4 separate regions of the Mus musculus genome follow, and regions 2, 3 and 4 are each linked to region 1. A link is a loop called in an ENCODE intact Hi-C map of the cell type or tissue named here. Cell type or tissue: left cerebral cortex. All regions are shown on one strand. Region 1 has its middle 36 kb from the start of Alg2. Region 2 holds the start of Gm42284 (a long non-coding RNA gene). Region 3 overlaps Gm42284 (a long non-coding RNA gene). Region 4 overlaps Invs (inversin).

The links. Peaks named below come from ENCODE experiments on the same cell type or tissue, not always from the same donor. Only the 100,000 strongest peaks of a DNase experiment are listed, where the experiment ranks them.
Region 2: a loop joins it to region 1, with 2.3 times the contacts of the local background. A loop is called at or near these places in 12 of 42 quality-filtered maps.
Region 3: a loop joins it to region 1, with 2.4 times the contacts of the local background. A loop is called at or near these places in 17 of 42 quality-filtered maps.
Region 4: a loop joins it to region 1, with 3 times the contacts of the local background. A loop is called at or near these places in 14 of 42 quality-filtered maps.

What each region holds. Positions count from the first base shown.
Region 1 is chr4:47,434,756-47,442,755 of GRCm38, reverse strand. No RefSeq gene overlaps it. Among named protein-coding and RNA genes, the nearest start is that of Alg2, 36 kb to the left of the region's middle. In left cerebral cortex, a CTCF peak has its summit at 4,565 (motif pointing left); DNase peaks (open chromatin) are centred at 4,561, 4,982, 5,289, 7,024 and 2 more places; H3K4me3 peaks cover 1,097 bases; H3K27ac peaks cover 1,035 bases.
Region 2 is chr4:47,605,754-47,613,753 of GRCm38, reverse strand. It overlaps Gm42284 (a long non-coding RNA gene), which reads left to right and starts at 7,677. Exons shown (of 3, transcript XR_881261.2): 1 at 7,677-7,737. It overlaps Gm32487 (a long non-coding RNA gene), which reads right to left. Exons shown (of 3, transcript XR_390552.3): 2 at 7,620-7,797; 3 at 1,119-5,820. In left cerebral cortex, a CTCF peak has its summit at 4,799; DNase peaks (open chromatin) are centred at 3,920, 4,163, 4,392 and 4,864; H3K27ac peaks cover 1,282 bases.
Region 3 is chr4:47,593,965-47,601,964 of GRCm38, reverse strand. Gm42284 (a long non-coding RNA gene) reads left to right here. Exons shown (of 3, transcript XR_881261.2): 3 at 6,558-6,839. Among named protein-coding and RNA genes, the nearest start is that of Gm32487, 4.9 kb to the left of the region's middle. In left cerebral cortex, a CTCF peak has its summit at 3,513 (motif pointing right); DNase peaks (open chromatin) are centred at 116, 3,527 and 4,154.
Region 4 is chr4:48,377,292-48,385,291 of GRCm38, reverse strand. Invs (inversin) reads right to left here. Exons shown (of 17, transcript NM_010569.4): 4 at 3,014-3,187; 5 at 20-187. Among named protein-coding and RNA genes, the nearest start is that of Tex10, 92 kb to the left of the region's middle. In left cerebral cortex, a CTCF peak has its summit at 4,145 (motif pointing right); a DNase peak (open chromatin) is centred at 4,135.

The DNA of each region.
Region 1 (8,000 bases):
GTGGGGTAACCTTGGGAAAATCAAATGCTTTCTCAAGCCACGGTTTCATCAACTGTAAAATGGGGCTCTTCCTATATACCCTGAATCATAAGAACTTGGCTGTTCCAGGGACACAGAAACCACTCACTAAGAACAGCTACACCATTTTTATTTTCACAGAAAGCGCTCTGAAATGACCTACAGCAATGTGACGGTCCTTCACAGTAAGGATGACTTTACTCTTCTCCAACATGGGAGTGGTTACTCGTACTCTGATTTGTACTTTCCTTTAGTATAGGACAATGAGCTATAACAGTTGCGTTCAAACCATTAAAGACCTGAAAGTGATTAATTTTATTAAGGATTAAAATTTTTTTCTCCTACAGACCCGTGTAAGAAAATCAGATCCCCTGAAACTGGAGTTAAAGATGTTTATTAGTTGCCATGTACACGCTGGGAATTGAACCCAGGTCCCCAGAAAAGCAGCCAGTGCTCTTAAATGCTGAGCCATCTCCCTAGCCCTATGCTTAGTAGTTTGCTTGTTTGGATGGTTTGGTTTAGAGGGTGTGTGCATGTGTGCTCTTCCTGGGTCTAGAGCACATCCCAGAATACCCATGACTTCTAGAATGATGACGATTCCTGTCTAAGCTGGATATGGGGGTACGCACCTATAACCACAGCATGTTTGTGCATGCGTGTGTATACATGTGTTTATGCATGTGTGTGTGTGTGTGTGCATGAGTGTGCACGTGTGTGCATGTGTGTTAGTGTATATGCATATGTATGCATGTGTGCGTGTGCATATGTGTGCGTGCGTGTGTGTTTGTGTGTGTGTGCGTGTACAGTATCAGCTCTCTTACATAGCTTTTCAAGCTTAGAACATATGTATTTCTCCCATCAAATTGCTCTTATCCATGAGGTCTGCTCCAAGATAGAGGCTTGCAGTGTGAGCAGCAGGTAACCAGACTGGGAAAGGATGTTGAAGGTGCAAGGATCCAGGCCTTCCAGAAGATAAAAGAGAGGCCAGGGCATCTCAGGACAGAGAACAACTAGCTCTCGTTAGATGCCAAACTCTTAGAAAAGTCAAGGTTAAATCTCAATGACAGGCAAAGTGTGTTTCCTTAGTAAGTAGTTAGTTGGGGTGCTTTTTTTGCAGGTGACTTAAAACTGGGTCTTTACTCTCTCACACAGATATTAGTAGGTGGAGAGACTTGATTTTATTTTTATTATTAGATTCAGTGGTCGTTCTGTGTCTTTAGCTGTGCCAGGCAGGTTAGAGAAAGGCTGTAGAGGGGACTGGCGGGTGAATGAAGAGAAACACAAAGAGTGAGCCACACTTGCCAGTTTTAATGACCTTGTTCTCCACCGTCATATTTCTCCACCGTCATATTTCTCCACATTTGTTTTTGTTTGTTGCTTTTTGGATCCATGGTCTCATGGTAGGCAAGGCTGACCTTGAACTCAGTCCTCCAGCCTCAGCCTCCCAAGTGTTGTGGTTACAGGCATGCGCCCCCATATCCAGCTTAGGCAGTCATCGTCATCTAGAAGTCATGAGTATTCCCGGATGGGCTCCAGGCCCAGGAAGAGCCTGGCTGGTTCTGGTTAGGCAAGAGCTGGAGACGGAAAGCAGGAGACAGAAAGGATGCTTTCACACGCCAAGCTGACTCATTCCATGAAGACTCACTCCTCACCTCCGTTTCTGGGTGTAAGACGCAGTAAGGTTCAGCGTGCCAGCGTATCCTCCCGTGTCCCTTTACTGCCCAGATGGCCACTGGGTCTTCATTTTAGTGGTGAAAGAAGAGTAAGGAGCCTCCCTCAACGAGCCTTGAAAAGAGTACTCCCGGTTCACCCCATGTAGTCACAAAGCTTGCCTGACTATAGACCGCTGATATAAATTTCTACCTTCTATCATCTTTATTTCAGTCGGTGACTATGGCGGTGTGCACAGAATTCAAATGTACAGTCAGAAAAGATGAGCTTCTAAACACTGCCGCCCAGCCCCCCCCCCCAATCCCTTCTTTAAATTCAGATTGTTTCCTGCCCCATCATTTGCCTTCAGAATTTTTGTCATAGGCAGATTTTTAGAGGTCAGCCCTAGACCTGGGATTTATTTGTGCCCATAAACAAAATCCCAATATTAATCGCCAACTATTTCTGATTCTCAGTTAACGTTCTCAAACATCTTGAGTCCCCAGGGACTCTTTGCCTTGTCATATGAAGATGATGTTTCCAGATTTATATTCCCCAAAGACGCGGGGAGATCATAAAACTTAATGTATTCCGTGGTTCGGAATGACAATTTCACCAAGAGGCGAGGGAATATTTCCGTGTGGATCATTACGGCACCATGTAAGTTGTTACTGTCCCACTTGCTTTTGAATATGTATCTGCCTCTGCCTATAGAACAGCTCCTTTGCCCCCTCTGGGGCTGAAAGTGGCTGTGCAACGGGGCAGACAGTGAGAGCAAAGCTGAGAACAGCCCCCTGCCTGGGATAAGAAGGTGATGGGCGGCAGGCAGAAGGTAAGAGGCTCTCTTAAGCAAAGTGACTAGCCAGACCAGTACACCGAGCAAAATGACTAGCCAGGCCAGTACACAGAGAGAGATTTGGTCTAGAGAGGGAGGCCACAGTTGGGCCCAGGATGGACCTCAGATCTATCCACAAAGAGCTCTGCCCTAGGAGATTTAGCTTGAACAGGTTGCGGCATGTGCAGAGCCCATGAGGTTGTCAACTCTCTAGCGCTGTGGCAGACAAGCCCAGATAACCAACTTTATTTTAGCTCCGGTGTGGAGGTTCTAGCTCATCCCTTAGGCCTGTGACAAGCAGCAGCGCATCACAGCGGGAACACACGATGCTACAAAACCACCTCCTCATGGGCAGGAAGCAAAGGGACAAGTTGCAGAGCTTGGTGACCTGCAGATCTCTCGTTCGGCCCTGCCCTCCTAAAGGTTCCCCCATCTCCCAACAGCACCACACCAGGAACCAAGCTTTTAACACACAGGCCTTTGGGGTGCATTCAAAATTGAAATCACAGCAGTCCAGCTGCATAGAGGCTAATGGTAGGTTTAGGGCGTGGGATGGGAGGCATGGTTCAGTAAAACTACTAGATAAAAGAGGATTTGATGTAGTCAGAATTTTCTGAGTGTTCCTTTCTGGTTCTGTGCTTGAATCCATTCCATCCTAGTAGCAGAGGCAGAGTGACACCTGGTAAAATGTCTTGCACATAACCAGGGCTCCTGGAAAACATGGGGGAAGGAACCATGAATTCTGCTGCTTGGGAGGAGGCTCAGTACGTCTAAGCAAGGTGACACTAGGCATAGCATTACATTGTCCTGTGACTTGGGGAAGTCTCAGATTGCTGTCCCTTCTATTCCTCCCTAGATTACCAAGAGGGTCACTTCTCAGTGCCCAGTTCTAACTACAAATTGAAGCTGATAATGTGACCCCATGTCTCAAGATAGCTATGAAGGCGATTACAGCCTTGTGAGTGTACAGCACATAACCAAGAGCCAGGCACAGGCTTTGAAGCCAGTACATGCAGCTCTAAGGGCCTGGATGCCTGCTGTCAAGCTTTGTCAACAGGCAAAACGCAACTGTGATGCCTCCAAGGAGAATGTGGCAGGAACCCACCTCCCTTTAGAAAGTCACCTGGGGCAGGTTGCTAATGTCAGAATTGTGGGGGTAGCGGAGGCGACTCCACCTTGAGTCGCAGCAGCAAAGGAAGCAGGGGGAGGGGAGGATCCTGGGTAGAGTAGGGAGAGGACCACAGGTCCACAAGGGAGAGAACGGGTGAGCCACAGGCACAACAGAAACAGCTTCACTCTCCAACCTATTGCTGCTTCTTGGACTCCACACTTAAGGATGGGGACAACTGGTGGAATCGATTTATAGACATGTTGATTTACAGATAAACACATGGCGCTTCTTGGCTTGGTTTGTTTTAGAGAAGAAAGACGACTCTGAGAACATAGCTCAATGGTAGAGTAATTACTGAGCATGTGCAAGGCCCTGGTTTCTATCTCCAGCCCTGGAGAGACAGAGACGTGTGTGTGTGTGTGTGTGTGTGTGTGTGTGTGTGTGTGTGTGTGTGTGTGTGCGTGCGTGTGTCTGAGAGAGACAGAGAACACAGAGATATTCTGAATATGATTCTGTTCATCTATATTAAATAAGAGGCTTAAATGTGTGGTTAATGAGACATAGTAAGAGAAAATAAAGACATGAGAAATTGCATGCACTCTATGTCCCTAGAGAACTTCCTTGTCACGATGCTTAGCTGCTCCTCACTTCATCTGCCTCACGTTAGCCTCAGGATCACCGGGTGGGGTCCCACAGCAAGCGATACCATCACATTTCATCATGAAGGCCCAAAGGCTGAGAGCATCAGACCAGGCATCTGAATCCAGTTCTGTCTGCCTAAACCAAGCATCCTCGCACCAAACAAGATATTCCTACACGTTAAAGGCTTGAAAAGCTCTGGAGGTAGAGGAAGGTCTCACCATCCCTCCCTGATCGCCTTCCAAACGCCAGGCGAGAGGGTTGTAGGGTTGAGCTGGCTCTGGGAACCAACGATGTATGTGCAGCTTTCGCCCCCTGGTGGCTGATATGCGAAGTGCTCGACAGTGGAAGAACAAAGGCTGCTAGCGTCCTTCCCTACCGCCCCCCCCCCAACCCCCGCCCCGGAATGGGGGTTGGGGTCCTGGACTTGGCTCTAGCGGCACGATAGACTAATGAGCTGTACATCTGCTCAGGAGGCAGCTGTTGAGTGCCTGACGGAAGGGTCGAGCCTGAAGGAATGAAATGAAAATTTGATTTATGTCGCTTGTTTTGGCAAGCTTTTGGGAAATGACCAGCCAGCAGCGCTGCCCCAGCACTCATGAGGGGTGAAGGGTGAGCGAGTGTCTCCTTGTCGCTCCACCTCACCCTTCAGCTGTCAACGAAGTCGTCCGTGGGGAACTGACTCTTATGCCCCTCCTCCAGGCAGCTGGCTTGTCCCGCCTTTGCTGGAGATGGGGGCGGGGGGCCTTCTGGTTCATCTCTGCTCTGTCTGAAGGGGGCGGGGGGTGCAGCTTCTTATACTTGTTTGAACATACATGTAAGTGTCCTCAGCTCTAGGCATCTGCCAGCTCCAAGCATTCAAAGGGGTCAAAGGGTGTGTCAGCTGAGAGGATGGCCACGCCCGCTATATTTTCAGAGCAGCGGCAATCTCCATGAGGATCGGGCTCCTTTGAGAAAGGTGGCTCCTTAACGCCAGGTCTCCTGGCACTGTGTGGCAGGTGTATGAATGAGGCCACAGGGAAGCTGGGCACCGTGCTCCAGAGCTTGCTTCTCTGCCTGCCTGTCCAATGTTCCCCTCTCCCAGGAGTATTATGGGAAACACCAGTCCAGCGTGTCTTCTCTAGGGCTGGGCTTCCAAGAGAATCAGCCCCGGGGAAGCTCCCTGCTCGTACAGCCTGCCGGAGTGGGAACACTGCCATCCTCCCTCCCTCTGCCCTGCCCCTTAGGGTGCTTCACATATACTTTCTCTGTATTTCATACTACCTTATTGAAAAGGGGAGACATATGTCTCCTGAGAGGCTTTACCTAGGAGCAGATGGAAGCAGACACAAGCATCAGGTGGCCTGTGGGGAGTCCTGTGGAAGAGTAGGGGATAGGATTAAGCCAGCCGGAGTGGTCAAAGACACCACAACTAACCTGGGCCTGTGGGGGTTCACAGAGACCGAACCACTAACCAGTGGGCTGGACCTAGATTCCCTATACACTTGTAGCAGATGTGCAGCTTGGTTTTCATGTGGGTCCCCTAACAACTGAGCTGTCTGACCCTGTGGCTGCCATTGGATCCCCTTCCTCTACTTGGACTGCCTGGTTGGTCCTCAGGAAAAGGGGTGTGTAGTCCATCTAGGACTGGATGTCTCAGGGTGGGGTGGTACCCCAGGGGGCTTTACTTTCTCTAAGGAGAAGATGAGGGAGTAATGGGGGAGAGGGATTTGTAAGGGTGAGACTGGGGGGAGTGGAGGAAGGGGGTTGATCAGGATGCAAAGTGAATAAATAAATTAATAAGAAAGAGAGATTAAAGTGAGTGGCACAGTTGCTTTCTGGCCTTCATGAGGAAAACCTGGGAAGTGAGCTTTGTCTGTCATGTGTGCTTCGCAAAAGCCAAGCTCCTGTCTATGAAAACCACTTAGGAGGTAGGAGATACCTGAGACCAACTTGGAACTCTCAGCTGTCCCCCTGCCTCAGTCTCCCCAGTGCTGGGATTACAGGTGTGAGTCACCACCCCTGGCGGAAGCATGCTTTTCTGCACATGTCCTTCCCATAGACTCCCTCTCCCTGAGGTCATCAAACCATTTATGAGAGGGAAAATGACACGACCTCAGGTTATATTTCCCCTTGAGTGTTTATATTGAATGAGTGAACTAATTAATAACTAGGATTTCTGCATAGATTCGTAATAGGGAAGCAACAATCCACCACTGAAATGTGCATGACGGTGGGGAGCCACTGTCCAGGCAGAGCTGGTGACGCGTGAGGGACTCATACATCCCCAGAGACCCGGAAGACCTTCGTGCCAAACCGGGACCATTTACTATTTCCATTAATGGCTTGAAGGATGGAAGGGAGCCTCAGCTAATCACATTTCTGCAAGCGCTGAAGCTGGAAGGGATCTTTGCCACTTCGGAGGCCCAGATTAAAATGGGATCGAGGCTTGACGAATTGCAGAGATGGCCCTAAATCAATAAACAGAGCAGCAATAAAGATAAATGCCAGCTGTGTGAACGGGGCTGGAGAAATGATCGGCGAGCGAGCGGCGGGGAGAGAAATGAGTTTTGAGGGGCCCAGGAGGAAGAGCCTGGTTGGGAATTGATCGAGCCATCGTGGTGTTGGTAAGGTGGAGGCTGGGTTCTGCCACCCAGTGGACCCCAAACTTTAGAGAGGCGGAAAGCGACTCTGAGAGCTTAGCAAAATGTTTAAGTCAGAGCTTGGCCTGAGAGGGTGACTCAGCGATTCTGGATCCACGAGGAGAAGATTCCGGCGTAGGTGGACCATACACGATGCTTTTGGGAAAGCAAGATGGCAGAAAGCAATTGACTCCATCACTGTCTCACACGGTTTCCTCCCTGTGACGCCTACCCTCAGGGATTCTCTGAGTTCTAGCATTGGATAAGCTTGGAGATAATCTCCTTAGAGGAAAATGAATTCACAAGGCAAAGGAGCACAGTATTGAGCACAAACTTCGCTGCAATTCAATCAACTTCGTGAGCTTGGACCAATCCAGAGTTTCCCAGCTGTTTTGAGCTGGAAGCTTCGCCCCCCGCCCCCACCCCCCACACACACCGCCCCCGTCCCGACGACCCAGCTCCCACCCTTCTCTGCTGTGTTCTGCACGTCTGTGGGACTGCAAAGCCTGCTGAACTCCTTCCAGTGCGGCTACCCATCAGCCACTTGGTCCTGGGTTCTTTCACCTATTCGCACAGCATCACTTACGGTGCCCACTCTTGTTACCCACAATCCCCTGGGAAGGAATTATTGAGCTGAGGGAAGCAAGTTAAACCCAGTGCAGGGTCTTAGCTTCAAGTATCTATTCATAAAGGCTTTTCTTTCATTCATCCAAACCCTCTCGGGGGAACTGAACATCTTTTTTTAACCTTAGCTTGCAGGAGGCTTTGAGAGCACGTACGCTTAAGCACGTGCCACTGAGGCTGGATAGCCACTGAGGCAGGCTTCTAGTGTGGACGTCCCTCAGTTCCAAATATCCTTCCCTTTATTTGGTTTCTGATGTAGGAAGAATTCATTCAGTCTTCTTTATAGGTGGGCCTATGAAATAGAATGTCCCGGGGCTCCACAAGGGTATGTCTGTGGTACAGCTTGCCGTCTGTGCCACGAATCTGGTGCACTGAAATGTGGTGTTTGTTTGTTTGTTTTTTGTTTGTTTGTTTGCCAAGAAGATGCTCAATAAAAATATGAGCCACGATTTTAAGATGAAGATGTTATTTCCAGTCGACCAACACTACATCTGGATTTCTG
Region 2 (8,000 bases), 170 kb before region 1:
GCAGCCTGTGAGTCAAGACTGTAGAGTTCTAAATTCAAGTGAAAATTCTCTGGCATTGTTCTTATGGATGCTTTAAACTCTAGCAGAAGGAAAGTAGTGGAGGACTGCTAGAAAAACATCTGTACCCCTTTTGCCCCACCCCAGGCAGCAACCACAACTGCTTCAGAGTCTTATTCCTCCTCACCTCAGAACTATAGCCCCATCTTCATGATTTCCTCCAGTCAGCACCATTTTGTAGGGATTCAGACCCAATTCACAAGAGTCAAAGCTGTGATGAGTTTGACCAGGTTGGCACAGAAGCATAGGGAGACACAAATGTCTTCCAGGTGGCATGTACAGTTACAATTTGCGTCCTTTCAAGGGGTGGTGCACGAGTCAGAATTCTTGATATGAATAATAGAATCTATCTTAGCCCATTGTTAGCAGAAAGGCAATTGAGGAAAGAATATTAAGTGGTTCTCAGAATCTTCAGAGCCGCCAAAGAGCCACTCAGAGGTGGCCAGTTACCCTCATGCTTATGGTGACCTTTCTGCTCTCTGTCCCTGCTCCTGAGACTACAGATATGTACACCACACCTGGCTTCGGTGTGGTATCTTTTATAACAACAACAAAGATACGCATGACTTTAGGAGAAAAAACTAAATGACTGGCATTATTTTGTTTTATTATAGCATTGCTCAGAAAAACCAAAGACAGTTAACCTTTCACTCATTATCTACTATATTATGGGTGGATAAAGGCAAGCATGGTGTTAACTGTTGTATGCTTGCAGAAAATTTTCAGTGAACTATAATAGGTGAAAGGGCTTACCTGAATGTCATTTGGAAGAGAAAGCAAAAGGCTAACTTATCTCCTTTAAAATCTCTTAGTCTATAACTTTACTTTTTCTAGAATGTTCTATAATGTAAACTCATTGAGAAAAATTAATTGGGCTACTCACCCAAATGAAATTGAGATGGATCTAAGTACAACTTCTTAAAATAAGCAAAACTACTATCAACCTTTTTTTACCATTAAAGTATATTTTGAAGTAGCTACTTTTTTGTATACTAAAATAAAACCTTTTAGTGTTTTTGAAAAAAAAATAAAAAATTATTTAAATTTTTTAAAGTAGCCAGCTAAAAATAAAGGCCTTCTAAGATCCCTCCTGCATCCACAGTCAGTATTCTCAGGCACAGAACAGCCACTCTGCATTCAAACATCCACTGATGCCGGAGGATGCAGATAGATGTGGGGCTTCCTCACCCACGTCTAAATTAAACTCATCCATAGATGCATATGGCTGGTGAAGAGGTTGGTTTATGTGCCTGTGGGATTAGGAACAATAGAAATTTGTCTTACCCCACTTTTAGAAGGCAGGTGTCCCAAACCAAGACATCAGCAGTACTATGCCACCTCGGACACCTGCAGATGACAGACCATGTTTTGCTGCTCTCCGCTTCTTATGGCTACAAGCATCTCAAAAATGTGGCTCTATCACTCCAAGTCTCTGGTCCCACTGTCACACTGTCTCCTTCTGTCAGTTAACAACCCCATCTCTCTCCCCCAATACCTGAAACACACACACACACACTTAAATGAAGAGGCCATCCAATAATACAGAGTACTTTCTTCCTTGCAAGACCTTCAACTGAATACCTGTAAAGGCTATTTTTCCAAGTAGAGGACTAGCCACAGGCTCTGATTAAGACACGGGGTACATTCTGAGGGAAGGCTGTATATGTTACTCTCCTGATTGTTGTAGCCAAACACCTAACAAGGAGCAAGTTAAGGGAGGGAGGTTGATTTTGGATTATGGTTCAAGGGAACACAGTCTATCGGGACAGGGAAGTCATGGCAGCAAGATCTGAAGGCTGTTGCTCAAATCACTTCCACAGACAGAAGCAGAGGGATGCATGCTGATACTCAGCAAGCTTTCTCCTTTCCAAGCTGAACTGCAGCCCATGGAATGATGCTAACTAGATTCAGGGTGGGTCTTCCCTACCTCCAGTAACTTCATTTAGAAAATTCTGAACAGACAGCCCAGAGATTTGTCTCCTATATGATTCTAGATCCCATGGAGGTGACACTCGAGATTAACCATCAACACCACCTTTCAACTCGCTGGCGCTGATGATAGAGTCAAGTCACTTGTGAAGCCTTTAAATATAATGCATCAGATGCTGTTGCTGATGCAGAACAATGAAGTGACAGCCTCCAGGAAGCAGCTGCTGTGAGAGCTTGAGGGACAGTAAGAACCAGTGTCCATACAAATCACCTCTTCCTACAGGTGAGAATGAAGCCCACAGAGGATCCAAGATCACCCTTGGGTCACATAGCAGAGCTCGGTGTCTGACCTCCACAGGCCTTCCTTGACTGCCCTCCTAAGCTGTGTACAGTGAACCTCACTCAGCACACCCCACGGGGTGTCAGGGCCCCAGCAAAGCCAACACAACATCTTCCTTGGCTTGCCTTTTGATAGGGTCTTCTTGGCCCTTCTCAAAATCAACAGCATCTGCTCTCAAGCCTGCTGGGTTCCCAGAGAGGGACCAGATCAGCTCCCAACTTGCTGCATGGCCTCGAGAAAAGTTCTCTAAGCCTTCTTGTTCTGGTTTCTCTACCTCTCCTCTGGACGCTTCAGCTCAGCGTGTGATGAGGTGACTTTCTGCACAAACATGCTGTAATTTGGTAATTCCAACCATCTGAGCGTGTTTAACTTGGCCCTGGGCCATCCCAGGATGTTTGATAAAATCTGATCACTTGGACAAGTCCCAGGAAGGGAACAGATCAGAGTTTGCGTTCAATGTTGGGAGCCCACCTGATGGGAGAGTGTGTGTATGGGGGGGAGAGGGGGAGGGGCTGGCAGGGAAGAATGTTGAGACTTAAAGCTAGGCAGAAGACGCTGGCCAGGGAAGCAGACGGGTTCCTTACTCAGCCACTGTCAGAGACGCTTTCTCCTGCAGTAGATGGGAATAAATACAGAGAGCCACACCCAGACAATATGCAGAGAGGCAGAGACCGTGGGACACTGAGCGATGAATGGGACATCTTCATCAAATCCTCAGGGCTCGGGGGAACCTCATAGAAGAGGCGGCAGACCAAGAGATGGAGGATGCCAAGGAAACAAGGCCCTCTAAATCAGCATGATCAAAACACATAAACTCACAGAGACAGAAGCAGCAAACATGGGGCCTGCGCAGGTCTGCACCAGATCCTTTGAGTGTATATTATGGCTTCCAGTTTGGTATTTTTGCGGGATTCCTGGGTGTAGAGATGAGCGGGTCTTCGACTCTCGTGCCATCTCTTGGCCTCTTTTCTTTCTGTTTGTTTCATACAATCCCAATGTGTTGCTTTCTGTATTATCTTTTTTTAGTTTATTTTATTATTTCAAAAATACACTAGGAAAAGTAATTCAATGCATTTCAAAGAGAGAAACCGAGCCTTGGAAAGGGACAAGATTCACCCAAGCTCACACAACTAGTTAAAGCCAACACTGCAAGCAGCCTTACCTATTTTGACTTCTATTCCTTGCTCCTTTCCTGTATATCAAGATAAGAGATTTACTTTCCTGTGCTCTGTTCAGTTAGTAGCAGCTGCCTTGGATACTGTCTTCTAGAAGATTCTTAGGCCCTCCAGCCAAGTGAGAAGAAATTGGCTAGCTACACCTGGTCACACAGGAGCGAACAGGAACCTCCATTTTGCCAACCTTGATCTATCACGCTCATGGTAAGGAGAAACTGCTGGTGGGAACTTTGAGCCTTCTTCTCCATAGAGAAGCAACTGGTGGAAGCTAAAAGCCACATAACTAAGTCCGCACACACCTCCTGTTGGCGTCTGTCCCCTGAGTGGTCGGCAGTGCACAACTCAGGAGCTGCCCCCACACCCATAGTCAGAGCTTCCTAGGAAAGGCTAGGAAGTGACAGACGGGAGCGGTGACAGGGTGCCTGACTGCCAGCGTAAGAGCAGTGGGGGAGTAAGTTCCTAGGAAAGCTGAAGAAGACAGCTAACATGGGGGGCACGCTGCACAATGGGCACCCAGGAGTTTCTGTTGTGTTTTCTGTCTTGCTCCAGTCACAATACCACTGCTTAGGCTGACAGCGAAATTGGTTTGTTTTCATAAGCCCAGCTACAAAGCTCTGTGTAAACCGCCGATAAAGTGGCCAGTCCTCCCATGCCGAGGCTGAGGGCTGCTAAGATTGTGCTGAATTTCTGTGGGATAAAGATTAGCATCCCTGCTTTACACATGAGGAAGCAGAGGTGCAGGTGAGACGGGGAAATTGCTAGTCACACAATTGGTAGTGACAGAAGTGAGATTTAAATACAAGCCATGCTTGCCACTCATCTAATTAAAAACACTAGACCCAATCTGAGACCTAGTTTCAGAACCCATGGAACCAATCCTGGTATCCGTGCCTCCCATCCCAACACTTGGGAGGCTCCAGCAAGTCAATTTGCTGAGTTTGAGGCTAGCCTGGGCTATATGGTGAGCTCCAGGTTAGCTCAGGCTTCAATAGAACCTTTTCAGAGCAGAACCTGAAATTCCAACACCCTTTAATAGGAAAGCAAAACCATGGCCTTCGCCTTCTTTTGCTCACCAGACTCCAAACTACCACATTTCTCTGCCTCTGTGGGAAAAAAGTGACCCAGCATGTGAGAAGAATAGGTTCTCCACACAGTTGCCCTCCATCTTCTCCCCCAACACCAACACGAACCATCCAGGTTAAAGGATATTGGCACTGCCACACACTCTCCTCTTTCCCAAATTAATCAAGAAGCAGGAATTTCTGACAAACGCCATCTGCTGATTTTTCAGAGACAAGTTTTGGTGGTGTGACCAGCAGGTGCCTCAGCTTTTTCTAGCATGCAGTACCAAAATAGTCACCATGGCAACCCTTGGAGGGCAGCCTTCCAAAGGGATGCATTGTGAGCACAGAAACTCTAGAGCACTTTCAAGCGAGAAGAAGGAGGCTGGTGTTGGGTTTCCAGTATGGGCGAACGTGGCTTCTCCCCAGCCTCACACTGGGCCCCAGCCCCTGGGTGCTGGGCATAGTCAGGTCCCTCACTGCTCTGAGGTGAGTGTTTCCAGAAAGAGAAGAGAGGTGTGAATTATTGGCAGCAGCATCTTGGGTGTTTTTTGGCAGAGGTTAAGGTAGCACAGCAAAGCTAAACAACATGGGTCTGAGTTGGTTCCTGCCCAGACCTCGGGCAGCTGACTTAGCTCAAGTCTCAGCTTCTCATCTATGAAGCAGGCTGATAAATGGCACCTTCCTGTCCTAGGGAACCTTATAGATATAAGATAGGTGTGAGAGCTACTGAGAAGACATCCAGTGGACAGCACAAGCAGAGAGAGAGAGAGAGAGAGAGAGAGAGAGACAGACAGACAGACAGAGAAACAGAGACAGAGACAGACAGACAGACAGAGACAGACAGAGAAACAGAGACAGAGACAGAGACAGACAGACAGACAGACAGACAGACAGACAGACAGACAGACAGAGACAGACACAGAGACAGACAGAGACAGAGCAACAAAGAGGCAGAGAGATAGAGAGATAGAGAGTGAAGACGACTGGGGTATCAGAAAGCCTTGGGTTCCGAACCAGGCTCTGACTCTGGCTCCAATCTCATGACCTTGGGCAATTCACAGAGCTTGTCCAGCCTGCACCTCCACCTTTCCAGAATGTTCTGGGCCTGACAGCAAGGGCTGAGAAGGTTCCAGCAGTACAACACACATGGTCAGAGGTACACGAGGCTGCCCTTCTTGTCTCTCTGTCCTTTGTGCTCAGGAGACTTCATCCAGGGATCCTTCGGGGAGCTGGAACTTAATGCTTCCTTGTGACACTAAAACAGAAACACAGTATTTCAAGATGTCCCCCTGGGACAGCCCAATGTGAAGAGAGACCTGAGAGGAGCCAGGAGAGGACAAGAGACACATGGCAATACACAAATCTGACCTGGGGTGGGAAGGAAGGAAAATGGGTGGATCCTGGATGCTCAGCAGGCTAGAAAGCTTCAGGATTGCTGTACCAACATGGCCTGTTAGACACATTTTCTGTCTCTTGGAGATAAGTTTAGCTTTGTATCCCTGCCACACTCAGTCACTGATTGGCTGGAAGCAGCTACTAGAAATGTGGCTTTAATAACTGTGGGTGTAAACCTCTAGGGCTCTCAGTCAACTGGGGTCCCCATCTCCAAGGCATCCTCTCATTGGCAAGGTATTTTATCCTCACATCTTTTCCATGGACGACAACCACTTTAGGTATGTGACCACAAGCCCATGCCACCACTTCAGAAACCTGTAACCTATACCCACAATTCCGTGACTGGGAACACTATGGAACTTACACTCAGCAAGACCTCAAAACCCCAACTTGGCAAAACAAGATTTCCCCCAGCTCCATGAAATTACAGAGCTAAGGTGCATGTATAAGCTGCATTTAGATGTGTAGTCAAGCATGTTTATCTGCCTGTGAGACACACATGTCACATGTCATATGTGCCTTAGAGGATAGCATTTCTCTTCGTGTGTACATATGTTGTAATGTTATATAATGATACTATTAACACTATGTTAAGCAATGTACACGCAGCATTCTGACTGCCACCATTGTCACTGAGTTCATGGGTAGGTCGATTGGCTAGTGATGATGGAGGTACCATCCTCTTTCCAGCTCAGTTTTTCTCCTCACCATGCCAATAAGATGACACAGGCAGAGCCATGGTTTGAACCAGGAGTGTCTCCCTTCAAAATCTGAATCCTCCCTCGTCCATGCGACAACTCATTGCACAAAAGCACATATGTGTACCCACAAGGCGAAAATGGGGAAAGGAGCATACACGAAAAGGTGCAAGCTCATGGTTGATTAGTGACTGGCAGCTGGCATTGCCCTCAGAAGTCTCCCCATTCTCCAATGGAAATCACATGGTATATGTCATCTAGAAAACCTTGGTGGGTCCTTGCTGTAAGCGTTCCTAACATAGCATGCTGTGGCTCAAACTTCAGGGACACTCTGATTCTTCTAGTACAAGCTAATGACAATCTGTTCTTTCCCTGAACCCGTGTTCTTGTGACAAATTTTTACTTTGCTTCCTAGAGATTGCTGTGTCCTGGTTGGGGGATATTTTTTGTTTGTTTGTTTTGGTGTTTGGATTTTGTTTTTGTTTTGGTTAGATTTTGGTTTTCTTTTCGTGTGTGTGTGTGTGTGTATTTCCCCCTTGAGATTTGAGTTTTGTAAATCTTTTTTCTCTGCTTGTTTCCTGGCAGCCTGAAAGGCTAGTCTGAAGGAATAGCCTAGATCTGTTTCAGTTCACACTTGTTGGGCACAGGTATACTGCCTAAAATGCCCATATGTGACTGTATTTGATTTAGGGCCTTATCTGAATGATCAGAATGACCAGTTTCTAAGAGATGAGAGTTACTCGAGTTTATTCCATCAACAGGGAGCAGAACATGGTTGGGAGCTGAGCTCTGGACACCTAACCCCCCCCCCCCCACTATGCTCTGCTTCTCTAGACAGAAGATACCATCTGCCCCACAGCCTGCTTTTCAGGCCTTCCATTTGCTGTGCTGAATATCGGGAGCCAGCAGGACCAGCCAAGCTCAGGACAGGGCCACTCGGGGCCAGGACAGGTAGACTTACCTGGATGAGCACCAGCGCGGCTATCTGTATATCTGCTGTCTTCCCATTTCCTTTTGCAGTCTCCTTCCTCACTTCACAATGAAGAGGCCAACTTCTGCCAGTGCCGACTGCCATTCAGGTTCTTGTTTTTCTTTTTAAGAATTTGGGGGAAGAAACCCATCTCGTGCTCACAGGGGACCTGGAAAGCAGAAGCGTCTGGAGATCTGGAGCTGTTAAGGTAGAGAGGTGGCAAGTGTTTTCTAGGACATCCTCGGGGGGCCTGTGTAGCAGGTGGAGGGCAGGGAGCTGCCATCTGGCCAGTCTCCAAGGCTCTACTGTAGTAAAATGGGTGAGAGGGTAGATGGGACATAATGAAGGGACCTGCCTTCAGGGCCAGGCCAG
Region 3 (8,000 bases), 160 kb before region 1:
AAACCCCGCTTTTTATGTGGCTGCTAGGGACAGGAACTTAGACCCTAGTGCTTGCACGGTGAGCAGTTTACTCACTGAGTCATCTTCCCAAGGGAACTGCTTCATACGCAGGCAAAGGCAGCAAGGCCTTTAGTATGTTTCTGTCAGTAGTATGGGTAATGAATGAGGGCTCAAGAAAGCCAAGGGACTTGCCCAAAGTTACGCAGCAAGGAAGAGGTTAAAATGGAGGTGTTAAAGCCTTGACACCTTTAGCAGTGATGAGCTGTATTCAGTCCAGAAATGAGGACACTGATTTGGGATAAGTCCCATCACTCTCCCCAGCTGACCCCACCCCACCCCCTGCCCAGTATCTTTGTCTCAGGCTTCTCAGCAGTGTGGGCAGCCTGCCTCAGCCAGAGCAGAAATCCCAGAGCCCTGAAAGAAGAGCTGGTGTCATAAGGATTCTGTTTTCAGGATATGTTGGAAAGGTGAGAAGGAAGCTTGTCTTCCCATGGCTCGCGGCCAGGAACCAGTGGCAGGCCTGCCCCGGCTGGGAGCTGGGATGCTCCCCAGGTGCCCGGGCATCCCCAGGTCAGTGAGGCTGCCAGCAGTTTTCCAAAGCATTGGCTTCTCTCGGAAAGTAAATCATTGGTGCTTTGCAGGATACCGAGTGCTTTGTAGCTGCAGACAAAACCCACCCTGGAGTTGAGTCCACAGCCAGGCAGAGCTGTGCTGATCCCACATGGGGGCTGGTTGGATGGAGAGGAATCCAAGCTCCATGAAACTGCATCTTGGGGGACTCAAGAGGATCTCCATGGTTTAAACTTGATGCTTTGACCACACACTTTCCACTCCCCCCATCTCTCCTTCTCAGCCCACCTCTTTTTGAGGTCAGTTTCAGATTCTACTCCTTGTGTTTAACCAACTCTAGTTCTCCCTCTGAACAGGGAGTCATCTGCCCCACTCTTGGCTCTAAACACTCCCTGTAAGCATGTAGACAGCCTATGCTGGGCGTGTGTTGCGGATACAGTGCCCCAGCCTGCAACAGACTGGTTCAGAGCAACCACTGGGTTGCTTCCATTTCTTCTTCCAGTGGAGTCGGGTCTCTGGACTGAAAGGACATAAAGGGTGTTATAGATGCTGGGAGGGTGGGGCTCTCCGATAGGGACTCATGCACCCATCCCCAACTGCTGTTCCATCTTCACCTTCTAAGGACTCCTAGCTACCCACTTCCTCCAGAGAACGGCTCCAGAGGCTGGGGCTGCCTCTTTCCACAACTTCGCTCCTATCAGGATCAATGGCTAAGTGTCACAGCTTCCTCTCCTCAGAAAGGGACACCCCTTCATGGAGCTTTAGTCTCCATCGTGTCAACCCCATCGTCATGTTCCCCCAAGCCCCAACCAAGACTAACTCCTCCTAGACACAACTCAAGGTCAATTTTACTTTCTATTTTACCACTGAAAGTTCCATATCCCTAGATCGCCTTCAGTTTTGGCAAAAAGGGTCAATGGGCCAACCTGCGATGGGTCACAGAATTTAGCAGTTAAAAATTACAAAATTCCCAGTAAAAATTGCATGTCATTATACAGTTTTGGTAGAAGTCTATCTTACGCAATACTTGGGTCACAATTGTAATTTTTAAATGATTGTTTATTTGCAGTGAAATTTTATCTGGACATCCCATGTTTTATCCAGTAACCCATATATGAAAACATCTGTTTGCTGCTCCCCACCCCACCCCATCTCTGCTCCACCTTCCTCTCCCTTTGCCGATCTATCTTGAAGCATTCTTCCTCAGTGAACCACAAAGCACCTACATCCCTGCCTCAGGCTCTGCTTCTAGAGAACCTGAGTGGCCAGAGAAATCTCTCCCTATTCACTGGCTTTCTCAGAGCATGTCTCTTTGGCCCAATCCTTTAGACTTAAGCGGGTGGACAGGTCTAGGGACCTTCTGTGGATGTGTTTGAGGGCAAGCTACTAACTTTGCCTGTGTCCATGAAGAACCAGAAACTGCAGGGAAACAAAGGTATCCAATATCCTTGTGAGCATGTCTACCCATATCAGAGCTGACTTGGGGGGCTAGTGTCTGAGCCTTGCTTTAACATGCTGTAACGTGAAACCTGGATATAACAAACTCTAGGGACCTCCCATCCACAGCTCAGTGAGATTTGGACCTTTCCTCAGCCTGGCAGTCTTGTTCAGTTTGTAAAGTACTGGCGCCGGTACTTGGCACAGTAGTAGGTAGTACTCACTAAGCATTTAGTGTTATTAGTATTTGTTGTAAACAGTGACAGCAGATGACATCCGCTGTTCCCAGATGGGGGAAAGTGAAATTAAGATTGCGACCTACAGACCTCTCACTGCGACTGACTGCAGCACAAGGCCAACCAAAGATGGAGTGGGTTGCCTGGCAAGGTGGTGCTCTTTCCATCATTCACAGGGAAGAGAGAAGGAGGCACGACATTTATCTTCCTGCCAGTGACAGATAATTTCCATTCATCATCGTCTTTAATCAAACACAGAGATGTTCTGGCAGAAGCTAGGTGACAATTTGGAAGGGCATGCCAGCCTCTGAGAGTCCTTCCTGGACAGACCTGAGATCCGAGAGTCTTTGAACAAATCAACAGCCCATTCACAAGCTCTGAAGCTACCCTGGTGGCCAGGAACTTGGCAAATGACTCGACAATAGTGTCTCAAACTTCATACCTATGCTTTTCACAACTGTACACATCCAGGTCTTAGACATTCTAGTCATGCCCTGAGAGGGGAACACCAACCCATGGCCACTCGAAGCCTTGCAGAGTCTCAGTTCCTCCACCCTGGGAGGGAATATCAAGACTCTTTTCCTCTACTTATGCCTTCTCCTCCCCATGGGAGGCAGTGTCCCAGATCAGGGGAAAAGCCTGCTCTGTCTCTAGACCGTCAGCTGTCTCATGAAGAAACTAGCTCTTTCTGATCCTTCTCCCACAACTGCCCCTGGACACTAGGCATTCTCATTAAACATAAACGCAGTGGTGTAAACTGCCACATCCATTAAGTCACAGGGCTAAAGGATCCTGGGCAATAGTTCATCCAAACCTTGGCAAGCCCATGTGTCTCCTTAAGTCTCACTGTACCCCTTCCCCAGAGAGTGCTTAACCCTCACCGTTCTCAGGGTAGAATGTGCCTGCTGCTAGAAGGTCCTTCTGCCACACCTAGATGTCTTCTGGTGTGTTATTGTGGCTTCCTCTGGTTGGTCGTGGTTTTCCAGTGATGCTCCAGTTTTTGCTGGGGGTGGGGGTGGGTGATTCAGGATGGCATAGGAGATGCACAGAGAGGCTCAATAAGCAGTGGTGAGAAATACTGGAGAGAATTGTTGGGACCATGCATAGACTGAAAGTGACATGTTATTGAATGCTTGGAATTTCCCATCATGCCTTTTTATACTTTTCTTGCTCAAGGGATCACTCCTCAGCTTTCTGGACAAGTATACATCCCAAATTCTATACTCTGATCGCTGAAGAATACCAGAGTTCTGTGTTACCTCCCGTGCCCACAAGGGGGAACCTGGAAAGAGCAAGGAGAGCAAAACTGAGTCACAAGGAGAGCAAATGAAAGGACCACCTCCTTCACCTTGCAAATGGGTTTGAGGGTGAAATTGTTGCCTTTACAAATGTTTCCTGGAGCAGGAGTTTCCTGGACCCACTCCAGATGGAACTAAGAACCAGATTTAGGACAAAGGGGGAAGATAACCAGAGATACCAAAAGCTTCCCTCTGACCAAATGGCATGCGTGGTAAGACAGAGTAGTCTCCACCAGTGATGTGTGCAGGCTATGTCGGAAGGGAGGGAAGGCTTTGCGAAGCCTTCTAAACACAGGTGGAAGCTGGACATGATGGCTTTTTTATTCTGGACAGGCTATGAATTTTTAGTGTGTGCACATCACACATATCACACACACACACACACACACACACACACACACACACACACACACACACATAGAGAGGTATACCACTGTAGGGTGTGTGACCCTTGCTTAGGTTACCTTTGGTAGCCTCACAATTTTCCTTTGCCGACATGGTTATAAGCAAGAAATAAATGCCTTTCCCCTCTCCTTGGGAGGAGCAGAGCAGATTGCCTGGATCCGCCTCATTCTGCCCTGGCTCTGGTCTCAGCACCAAACGCTTCCTTCTGTGCAGTCTGTTCCCATTGTGACAATGCAGAGGGAGAGCAGGAGAAAGTCCCACAGCCAAGAGTACTCAGAGCGGCAGGCGGGGCTTCGCCATTGACTGGATAGAGCACATTTGCATGGGAGAAGGAGGAGATGGGGTCCTTGGCTCCCCACATCGGCAGAAAGTTTGGCTGGTGAATGCCTCCCCCCTCAAGCATGTATCAGAGAAGAAGTGCTACCAAATGCCCACAGCTCCAGGGTGTTCTCAAAGACAGAGCCTGAGAGAGGTTTCCACAAGAGGAGCCCCTCACACCTCTGCATACTGGAGATGAAAATAATAAGTTAGTTTTCTGTCTAAGAAATGAAATCATGTTCTGCTGCCTGAGACTGGAGAACTGGACCCTCTTTTATTATTATTATCATTATTATTATTATCATTATTATTATTATTATTAAGATCAGACAATTGCCGGGACTGGACCTTCATGCATAAGCAAACATGTTGACTATTACAGTATATATCCTGTGACTAGCTACTGAGGGCTCAACCCCAGAGATCACTGAGTATTCACTATGCCTGGTCCAGGTGGGAACAAAGGGTCAAGAGAGCTGGAACTTGCCCTCAAAGTGTGTGTAGTCCAGGGGAAAAGAAAGATCATCAAAAGCAAAAATTTTAAAAATAAAATAAGATTGATGCATCCAGGCCTCTCAGAGTATATTGGTAGCACTGTAGCCATCTGGAAGGGCCATGGAGAGAGGTGAGCTTGAGAGGAATTTCAAGGATGCCGAGGTTTTTATGAAGTCACAAAGGGTGATGATAGTAAAGGGTATGTGTGTTCACAAAGGTCTGGAGAAGGTATAGCAAATTTGTGCCTCTTAAGGAACAATGAGTTCTACGGTGCGCACAGAGCTGCCCAGCAACAAGACAGAGCAAAGGCTGTGTTTACAAGAATACCTTTAAACCAGGAGCTATTTCATCCCTTGAGGACACTTGATTGTCACAAAGGGAGGCATTTCAGCACTCTTGGTATCCAGTAGACAAAAGTCAGGGGTTCCACCAAACATCTCAGAGTTCTGGGCACTCCCACAACAATGTTCCAATCCACGATGCAATAGTTCAGGGTCGGGAAGCCCCAAGACTACAGAGTGTTTCCCAGAATCCCTGGCCTTTCCTTTCCCTCTAGAGAAGAGCAAGGGGACACTAAGGGACATTTGGGATGTCAGGTCCTACAGTCCAAGGTTCCCCTTCCTGGTATCCCGACTAGCTCTTCCTGATTTCCTATCAGTTCACTTATGAAAAGCCTGAGTCCATTGTCTGTCCTCAAATTGCTGATAAAAATGTTAAACATAAAGCTTTGAGGAGCAAAGGTCACAGCATCCTATACCTGGGGACCACTGTCATCCCTTACTGCATTTGTATTCCCTTTTCAAAGGACAACGTGTCTGAGTTGTTCTGGGGTCTAAGAATTACTCAGTTGTAACAGTCTTAGTGCCAGGCTCTAAGTACTCGCCACAGAGGTTGTTGGGTATATTGTCTATCCTAGAGTCTGAAGAAAAGACTCTGCTGGGTTCCTGGGTTCATATCTGGGCACTGAGGTTCATATCTAAGAGCAGGCTCCCTGACTTCCCTCTGCTTGGAGGCAGGACATTCACATAACCTGTTGACCGCAGGGAACCTCCAGCTCCCTGAGAGCGAGCCTGTTGGTCAGAGAGCTTCTCGCAGCCAGCATGGCAGAGACAGCTGCTCGGCTCGTGTTCTCCGACCAGGAGGTGTTCCCAACCCTGTGATCTGGCCCTTCTTCCAAAGTGGCAGATGGGGCACAGGTGCCTGTCATGAAGCCACCCCCCTCCACCCCACACACACTGGGTATATCTGACCACTCATCACCCGACAGAGGACACACAGTCAGCTGAGCGGTGGGCACCTTCCAAGTGGAAGCCCCCAAAACTGCTGACTGCCGGGCTGCTGCCTTCAGCACAGACAAACGGTGCCAGGTCACGCTCTGCAGAAAACCTCGGAGTCAACCCTGGCTGTCCCAATGGCTTGTTTAAGGCTAATTTGTCTATGGTTTAAAATGTATAACACAACAGTCTTTGACCTCAATGACTCGTTGTGATCTAATTTGCTGGATCCCCAAAGTCATTCCGGAATAAGACCCTTCTTCTCACCCCCTTCATCTCCCAAAGCCTGTTAATTACCCTAGGCGATGAAATGTCTGGCAAGTAATAAAATCCCATTTGGTATTAGGTCTACCTGCGCCATGTCAGAGCAGACCCCAGAAATTTCTATCAAAGTTCCCAGCCCATCACAGGGTCCCAGGATATTGCCTTTCTATAGCTCTTGATCCTACCAACATAGCCCAGAAACCCTCTCCTACTGCTGCAGTTACATCCCGAGCCAGTAATATTGCTCTTTTTTCCTTCAGGGTCCAGCCACATCGAAAAGATCACAGCTGCAGAGAGCACCCCACCTCTGGCTATAGAGTGAAATGAAAACGAGGAGTGAAGCAAGAATAGATGGAAGGCAAGAATGATGGTGAACACCTCCAATCCCAGCACTTAGGAAGGATAAGCAGGCAGATCTCTGAGTTCAAGGCCAGCCAGGTCTCCATAGTAAGTTCCAGGCCAGCAAGGACTCAATAGTGAAAACATGCCTTTTTTTTTTTTTTTAATGCAGACAAGAGAAAGTAATTAAAAGGGCCAGAAAGAGATGATAATGGCTATGGTGATGATTACACCGTTGAGAAAAGGAGGGGTAACCCCTGACTATATGTTATAAATGTAGTCAGGGGTAGGAGGGATCTATCGTTCCCCTTGTCACCATGACCAACGGCCTGACAGGAAGCACTGAAAGGGAGGAAGAACTTATTTGGGTTCATGGCTTTAGGGGATATGGTCCATGATGGTAGGGAAGGCAGGGACGGGGAGGAGACAGTAACTTGACCATATGTACAGGAAGCAGAGCGGGGTTGAGGTCAGAGGTAGAACAAGGTTATAACTCTTAAGGCCCACCCTCCAGTGAATCTCTTCTTCCAGCTAGGCCCTACATGCTAAAGGTTCCCCAACCCCCCCCCCCAAATAAGGAGCTACCAGGCAGGGACCCAGTACTCAAACACATCATTCCACCTTCGAACCTTGTGACCTTAAATGACGGCCTCATATACTCGTATCGGTGCCAAGACTCTGGTCCCATAACATAACAACTCTTTTTTGGGATGCAGTACAAGAGTTCCCATCTCACATAACCTGAAGCGTTTGCACTCTGCGAAGTGTTTTCTGGAAACATCACAGTCCTCCTGCTCTGTGCTGATCATCACCTCTGGCTCCTAAGCGTGCTTCTCACGTGCTTCCTTGGCAGGCCGGCAGGAGGTTAAGGACTGCTTGATCCAGGGTGGAGGCTCAGCATGGAGCTAGGAACCACTAGAGCAGTGAGATGACCACAGTGTCAAGTGGCTACTCTGTGTGATGGGGATTCTAAAAATACACCCCCTGTCCTGCCACTCCTGGGGCACCAGTCCTGCCTGCCCATGTGCCAGGCAGACAGCAGCCTGCTCCCTCCTAACTCTCCCCGATGCCCCTACAGTCCAGGTCATCCTCTATTCTCAGCACTGGCTGTTGTATTAGCCACCTGCCTTCTCTTTCTTCTCCATGTGGCCGATCAGGCGGTTACTGGAAAACACAGTGACCTGTTAAGAGGCCACCACATAAGACAATAAGCAAAGCCCATTCTATTCAAGCAGCTATTCATTCACTCAGTTTAACATACATTAAGACAGCAGGGCAGAGTGCCTTTACTGGGTCAGGGCTGTAGTAAATGCCACACGTTAGGCAACAGAGAAGTTTTGCTCTAGGACTCCATACAACACTCA
Region 4 (8,000 bases), 940 kb before region 1:
GTTTTGGGGCCCTACTCACCAGGATACATCTCACTGTGTGCACGGCACTCGGGTCTTTGTGGTTGGCTGCCCAGTGGAGTGGGATCTTGCCTTCCACGTCGGGAATCCCGATGTTGGAGTCGTGCTTGATGAGTAGCTTCGCGTGCTCGGGGTTGTTGTAGTAGGCACTCCAGTGCAGAGCTGTTTGCTGCAAGGTAGAGGGGAGCGTAAGACGCCTCAGCATCCTACTCGTCTGCAACATCTATGTGACAGGCACGGATCGCTGGGAGATTAGGATTCCTTAATCTGCATGTGATAGAAGTTAGCAGTGTGTGGCTGCACTGAGATTTTATGTGACGCCAGAGGCTGACCTCCTGACCACGGGTCTTGGTCATCAAGTGCTGCACATAACAGGGCGAGGAATGGTGACTTACAAATAATCACCAGCAAGGTAACCAACGCTCCTGATGTTATATGCCTCTGAGGAGCACTAAGATTTGAATTAGAATCTTAGAATTTGACAGAAAGATTTAAATTTTGATGTTAACCAGAAGGGAAATATGCTACAGGCAACACATAGACCTAGAATCCTTTAGCATATCAAATTTAAATTTAAGAATAAGTTTACATACTAATAGCTAAATCTAGCTACTGATGGATACTTTTAAAACTAAACCTGCATTTTATCTGAAGTAAAAGTTTGAAGGGGTAATTCTGAACGCAGTAAAGTTGCTGCCACTTTTGCCACTGCCATGAACATGCCTCTTACAGAGAGATCACCACGGACAAAACTAGGAGATGCTTAGATACACATTAGACACTCACTGTCATTCAGCACCCAGTCTAAAATTGGACAATTTACTGACAGGAACCAAGCTCATCTGTCCTAAATTTGAAAGACTAACATTGTGGTATTCATTCAAAGTGCACCTACAGGTATTTATTATATTATGAAGTCATTATTAATGCATTATTTTCTAAAAGATTCATTTTATTTTTGTTTACTTTGTGTGCTTGGTGAACTTCAGGAGGGCAGAGGAGAGTGCTGGGTCTCCTGGAGCTTGAGTGACCGCTGCTGTCAGCGGCCTTGTGTGAGTGCCTGGAACAGAAGCTGGCCTTCTGCATAACTGCTGAGCCATCTCTTTAGCCCTAACCCATTGCTATTCTTATTAATGACCGAAGATAACAGAAAAAAAATCGCTACTTAATAGCAATCATTAATTGATCATAACCACCTTCTTAATAAACATAGACAGAGTCTTAACTTCCTCCCTTTCACTAGGTTATGGTTAGTCAGGGTCTATTTACTCACATATAATATGAGCTTAGCTGTTTGTACATATATATATATGTATATTTTAAAGATTTATTTATTATTATATCTAAGTACACTGTAGTTGTCTTCAGATGCACCAGAAGAGGGCGTCAGATCTCATTACAGATGGTTGGGAGCCACCATGTGGTTGCTGGGATTTGAACTCAGGACCTTCAGAAGAGCAGTCAGTGCTCTTAACCACTGAGCCATCTCTCCAGCTCCTTGTACTTATATTTTTTACATCTTTTTTATTTTTCTACTTATTTTTGCTGTGGTACAATATGCATAAAGTAAAACTGATCATTTAGAGAAACACCAGCACTCAGATGCTCTGAATAGGAAAATATTAATGCATGGTTGCAAAGCAAAAGTTGATTTTCTGACTGCAAACTAAAGAAAATTTGAAAAATACAAGAACCGTCTGAAGTAAAACCAAACCAACTAACCAACCAACCATACAAAACAGAGAAGGGTTGGAGAGGTGGCTCAGCAGTGAGGAGTGCCTGCTCCCATTGCAGAAGAGCAGGCCAGTTCCCGGCACCCACATCAGGTGGGTCACAATGACCTGTAATCCATTTCTAGAGCATCTGACACTCTCTGGCCTCCACATGTACCTGCATTCACATGGTGCACAGAAACTCATGTAGGTACTATGTGTGTGTGAGGATGCACTAGTGCATACACAAACACAGCACATGCATGCACACACACACACACACACACACACACACACACACACACACACACATTTAGGAAATCTTTGAAAAACCATAAGCAGTAAATATAATTATCATATGGATTTTAACTTCATGGGATTATTGGTACTAACAAGACTATGGTTCATCTACAGTGGAAAGAAAAGGATTACTGCTTGATTCCAACAAGTGACCACATTTTTCTTTCTATAAAGAAAGATCAACAAAACTATGAGCTGTGCAAGCAATCTGTTAAAATTTAAGAGCAAGGAAAGTTAAAAAAAATTCTAGCAAGAATTGAGAGGGCAGATGTCAGAACTGAAGTGCAATTAATAGTTGTTCCATGGCTAACATTTATGGAGTGTGTCCTGTTTGAGATACTGTGTTAGGGATCTTGCATTACCTCATTTTACCTTCAGTTATCCTTTTCATGTATTCCAAAATTATGACATAAATGAATTGAGTAATTCCCCCAAGAACACATACTGAGTAAGCAGTGGCTTTTGGATTGGAATCCAAGGAGACTACTGCTGACAGCCCAACCATTAAAGTCATTGCCTGCTTAGTGCACTGTGCAGGCGATGGCACTGTGAGTCCGGGTGATGCTTAGTGCGTTGCATGGACAGCCAGCCACTGTGAAGTCAGGTGCCCACACACTTAGTATACTGCACAGGCAGATAGTCATCATGAGTCCAGGTGCCCACAGGGACTGTTGAGTCTCTCACCAACGACAAATGTTGACTTCTACAGTTAAGCAGGACAGGGTTTGGATTATTGTTTTGCCACTTGGATCTCGGGCAAGCTTTAATCCTCTTGCTGGTCAGATTCCCCACCAACCAAAGGAGATGATACTACCGATCACAGGATTGCTAGCAGGGTAATGGCAGACTTTTAGAAAATACTCTCTGGGACGTCGGGATATGTGGAATTGCCCTCCCACAGGGATGGTGACAATGCCTGCGGCTTGACAAAACAAAGTGTCCCTTTCTTTTTTCATCTGTCTTTGACCCTTACTGCCCATCACCTTGTTTTTGTCCTGTGTATCCACCTCCCCAGGGGCCATAAACTTCAGCAGAAGAGCTAGACACTTGGGGCTCCTGTGCCGAGTGCTCAGGTGCAAAGGTGTCATCTCTTCTAGATCCTTCTGCATCCAGTTTGCTCTTCGAGTAAGTAAGAGTTTCATAAAGCGATAATTTCCCTAGGTGAAAAAAGGAAAAAGAGAGGATGAGAAGAATTTACTACCCTGTGGCCACTGAGTAAATACATTTTATATGTTTTCAGGATTTAAACTACTTTCATAGAGTATACCATGCAGAAAAGTTAATAAAAGGAAAAATGAACATACCTATACTAAGACAGTGATTGCTTTTTGTTTTCCTGTTTCTTTTGATCACTTATGAACACACATATAACTTACACAGTGGCTGGCCAATATTTATTGGGTTAAGTAACATGTTTTTTATATCCAGACTATTATTGCTAGGTGTTTAAAATGTTAGTCTATTATTACTGGATATGCAGACACAAAAACTTTCAATCACAAATATTTATCATAGAAAATGCTTCAATATACGTCATTTTGTACTCAGCTTTTCTCTTTTATCATAAAAACCAAATAACCAGCAGGCACATTTGAGGGTTAGGTTTGTACATTTTATGGCTTGTGTGTATTTTTTTTTTAAGTTACTGTCCTCTACCATCAATATGTAGGGTATTTATTTATTGGTTGTCAAAACAGGGTACATTCAAATACTGTAACATACACTATGTGATTCTTCTCACTGCTGTTTCCCTACAGACTGTATGTTTCAGGAAGCACAGCCATGTTTCATTGGCTACTGTACCCAGTATAATTTCTAATACAGACTACGTGCTTAGTAAATGCAAATAGATTATATGATAGACTGAGCATGAAGAAATGAAAGAGCTCCTGCATTTTTGTTTGCACTTAAATATTCTGATTCACAGTTGTCATGTGAGGTCAGATCAGTGAAGAGTCTTAATTCTCAGATAACTGGCATTTGGCTCTTCTTGCTTTTAAAAGTTTCATTGATTTTAGCTATTTTAACAGCACACAAGCCTTGTCTGGCTTCAGTTTTACTGTAAGCTCTGAGAAGAAAGACACGAAAGTTTCCTCAAGAGGGCGCCCTGCTCTAAGCTTCCTTGAGAGAGCACCAGGTTATAAATTTCCTCAAGAGGGCTCCCTGCTCTAAATTTCCTGACATCTTTCCTTACACAGAAAAAAAAAGTGCTGTTAGGAAAAAAAAATCTGTATGACACTTCATACCAAAATAAAAAAATAAGGTTTGACCTTTCTGAGCATAGCATTTCAAATATTACAGAATTATTCATTATGACCTTTTAGAGATATTCAATCAGACAGTCATTTTGGTTGTGGAATCAGAAAACAGAAAGGAGAAGGAAAGTCACACAGTTGACAGTGGTGACCAATGGGCACAGACAATGCGCCTGGCACATCCATGCTTCCTGTTATTCTTGGGTCTCAAGCTTCCCTACCAATGCGGTATGAACCAGTAATAGCTGCTCCTCCGTTCACTCAGCAAACATTGGCTAAGCCATGTTATGAAGCAGGCAATTAGAACAAAGCTTTTGACATACATTTCATCTTTGTGCTACACTAAAGTATGGTGGAAAATATCTACAGACTAAAGTACCCTTCTGCATCTCACGTGTAAAACAGAGGCAACAACAATGCCTAGAATACTTACACATGTAAAATGAGGCAGATAATATTTGAAAAATAATTGAAGAACACACCGAGTGGATGCCTAGCAAATGTTTCCTAGGATTATGAACAGTTTCCTGGATATTGGGTTTCTCATCAGACCTGGATCTCACCAAGACCAGCTTGGCCAGCAAGACAGTGTAGATGGTAGGTGGATGGAAGAAGAGCTGGTGATGAAGGGTGGCAGGTAGAAAGGCTTGACCGTCATCATCTATAGTACAGCCAGTGGTTAGGAAGAGATCCGAGAATATAGATAGTTAGAATGATAGAGATAATGGCTTCTCTGATTTTCTTACACTGAAGACCATGTCTATGCTCTGCCCACAGTTTATAACACAAGGCTAACAGGAATTTGACTGGTACTCTGAGGAGGAGTCAGCCATATGAACAGATGAACTTCTTCAGGACTGAAAGACAGAGACCTATGAGGTATTATGTATGACAGCTGGGGCCAGACACAAAATAATTCACTTGGCCAACATCAACCTCCTGGGTCTCATGAGCAAGCATTTGGGAAATACTGATTATGTTGCAGGATATTTGATAACACTGTGACCCTCCAAGATTGTGTTGTTTATTGTTAAAACATGTTTCTTGTTGTGGTGTGGCTCACCCTTAGCACACATTTAATCTTAAACGATGAAGGTAAAGTTAGCTTGTAGAAGGAAGCACCCATGTTTGAAAGTGATGTCTAACTGACTGGCAGAAAAAAGTGATGAATCAGAAAAATCTGACAGAATAGGATCTGCCCAACTCTCACAAGAAGAGAGAGGAAAGGGAAGCTACTTAAGGGAGAGGCAGACAGCACAGGAGGAAGAGAGTACAGTGCAGGATACAGTAGAGTTTGTGGAGAGCAGTGCAGTAGAGCTGAGAGGGCAAGTAGAGCAGCACAGAGAGGGAGAAGGAGGTGTTTTACCGGGACAGTTATAGAGAGACAGGTTGCAGAAAGAGAGAACAAGCTAGACACAGGTGAAGATAGAAGGAGCCAACTTGCCAGAGTTAGTTTGAGGTCAATGAAGTCAGATGCTGAGAGAGAAGCCAGATCGAATCAGTCAGCTTGGAGAGGAGTTTGAGCCAGAGCAAGGGAGTTGAACCAGCCAGCCAGAGCTCAGAAAGAGCTTATTCAGCTCTAAGTCTCAGAGGCTGGAAACATTCTATGCCCAGGTTAGATTGTACGGAGGCTGGAAGCTTCCAGGACTAGGCCTAGGTTAGCAGATTGAGGCAGTAAGCTTCAGAGATGACAATCACAACAGATGAATAAAAGTTACTTTCATACAATTATATGCTGACTCAATCTTTACAAAGAAGCAGAAGGGACAGAATTTTCAGAACTGGCATGCAGACAGACATGGTGCTTGAAAAGTAGAGAATTCTCCATCTGAATCAACAGGCAGCAGAAAGAGAGTGACAGTGGGTCTGGCTTGAGCATCTGAAACTCCAAATCCCTCCCCCAGTGACACACTTCCTCCAACAAGGCCAGGCCTCTAACAAGTTCACACCTCCTAATTACACCACTCCCTATGGGTCTATGGGGCCATTTTCACTCAAACCACCACACTCTGGTTCATTATCTCTTCACCAGAGAAGCCTTCTGTTATCAGGATGTGTATTTATTCCCTCTAGAGAAATAGTACATTTCTCACTTTTCACAATCGGTGCTATAATGAATTGTTTTGTACATACTTTCTGGTAATTGTACAAGAATTTCTGGGCTCTTTCAAAAGCAGTTTCAATTTGCATTCCCAACAGAAACATGAAAATTCTTGTTTCTCTACAATTTTGTCCCACTTGGTTTTGTCAATGTGTTGACTTTGGCCAATCTAATTGGTATGCAGTGCTATTTTTATCATAAATTTAATCTGCACTTCCCTAGCTGAGATGGACTATTTTGTTGGCTATTTGTTTCTTCTTTTGTTGATAGCCTTTCGAGTTCTTTGCTAATTTGGAAACGTGGCTATTTGTACTTCATCCTGGAATATTTGTACAGACTATGGATACTCATCTTTTTGCTTTCCTTGGGATCTTTCGCTACGAATGAGCTAATATTCACAATGATATTATCTTCCCTTGCACTTTTTTATTTATCCCCTCTTATTGATTCAGTTTGTTCTTTGACAATTTCACATACATATTTAATACATTCTGTTTACTCTCTATCATCTCTCCTCTTATCTCTCTGTCAATCCTCACTCCTTCCCACTGGTCTCCTTCCCATATTCATGCCATTTTGTTTTGTGACATAATGATTTTAACCACTGGATCATCTGTGTAACCACTGGTTTGGAAATATCATGGTACCAAACCGAAGGCTAAATATTAATGTGTGTACCTACAGGCAAACAATACTCTCAACCTTAACCACAGAAGGTTTTCTTTGCAGTGAACTGTGATAAATGCAGAGACTCATGAAAGTTAAAGATGTTTAAAATAAATGATGTTTGAGTACTTAGCCCTAAATAGGACATTTATAGAACCTATCTAAGGCCCAGTGACTATTGAAGAAGGGACAGCAGGAAAAATATAAGAGCCAGAAGACAGGAAGAAGGGCTGGGAAACACTATCTTCATGCATGACATAGTTATTGTAAACAATCTCATAGTAGCTGTGGTAGGCTGCAGGAGGCCTGCCAATAGTCATGAATCAGGGAAGGCCTCCTGGCCCTGGTCCTCCCTACTGAACTATTGGCAATTAATGTATTGAGGAATCGTTCTCCCTTTCAGTTGTGAACCAAATGGTATTAACTTTTCTTCAACATTCAGTTTCTTCATATATTTTGGTATTTTTTTATAAGTAGATTGCTGCTATTACTATGGAGACAGAGTCTTTGCTGTTTAATCCTGGTTGGCTTGAAACTCACTATATAGAACAGGTTGGTCTTGCATGTGTGGTTATCCTGTTGTCTCAGCTTCCCAAGTGCTGGGATTCCATGTAATCCATGTACAGTTCCTAGGTTTCAAGTTGATTTTAAGGAAAGCCTCTTTGTTACAGTTTTATTTTTCCCTCCATATACCCTTCGGTTTGTTTCCACATAGCTCTTTGTGAAGTCTAAGAACCCACCTGACAGCATTCTCTTGAAGCCTTGTCTCCTATGACATTAGGGATACCACAGTGACAGTCACTCAGCTAATGGCAGCTTTCTGGCCCTGAGGTTGTCCTTGTTTTTTTGTCAGTTCTCCAAGCAGCATTCTCTAGAGCTGTAGAGCAATCTGAGGATACCCGGAACCTCTAACTGTATCTCTTTGCTTCAACAAAAATACAAAAGCTT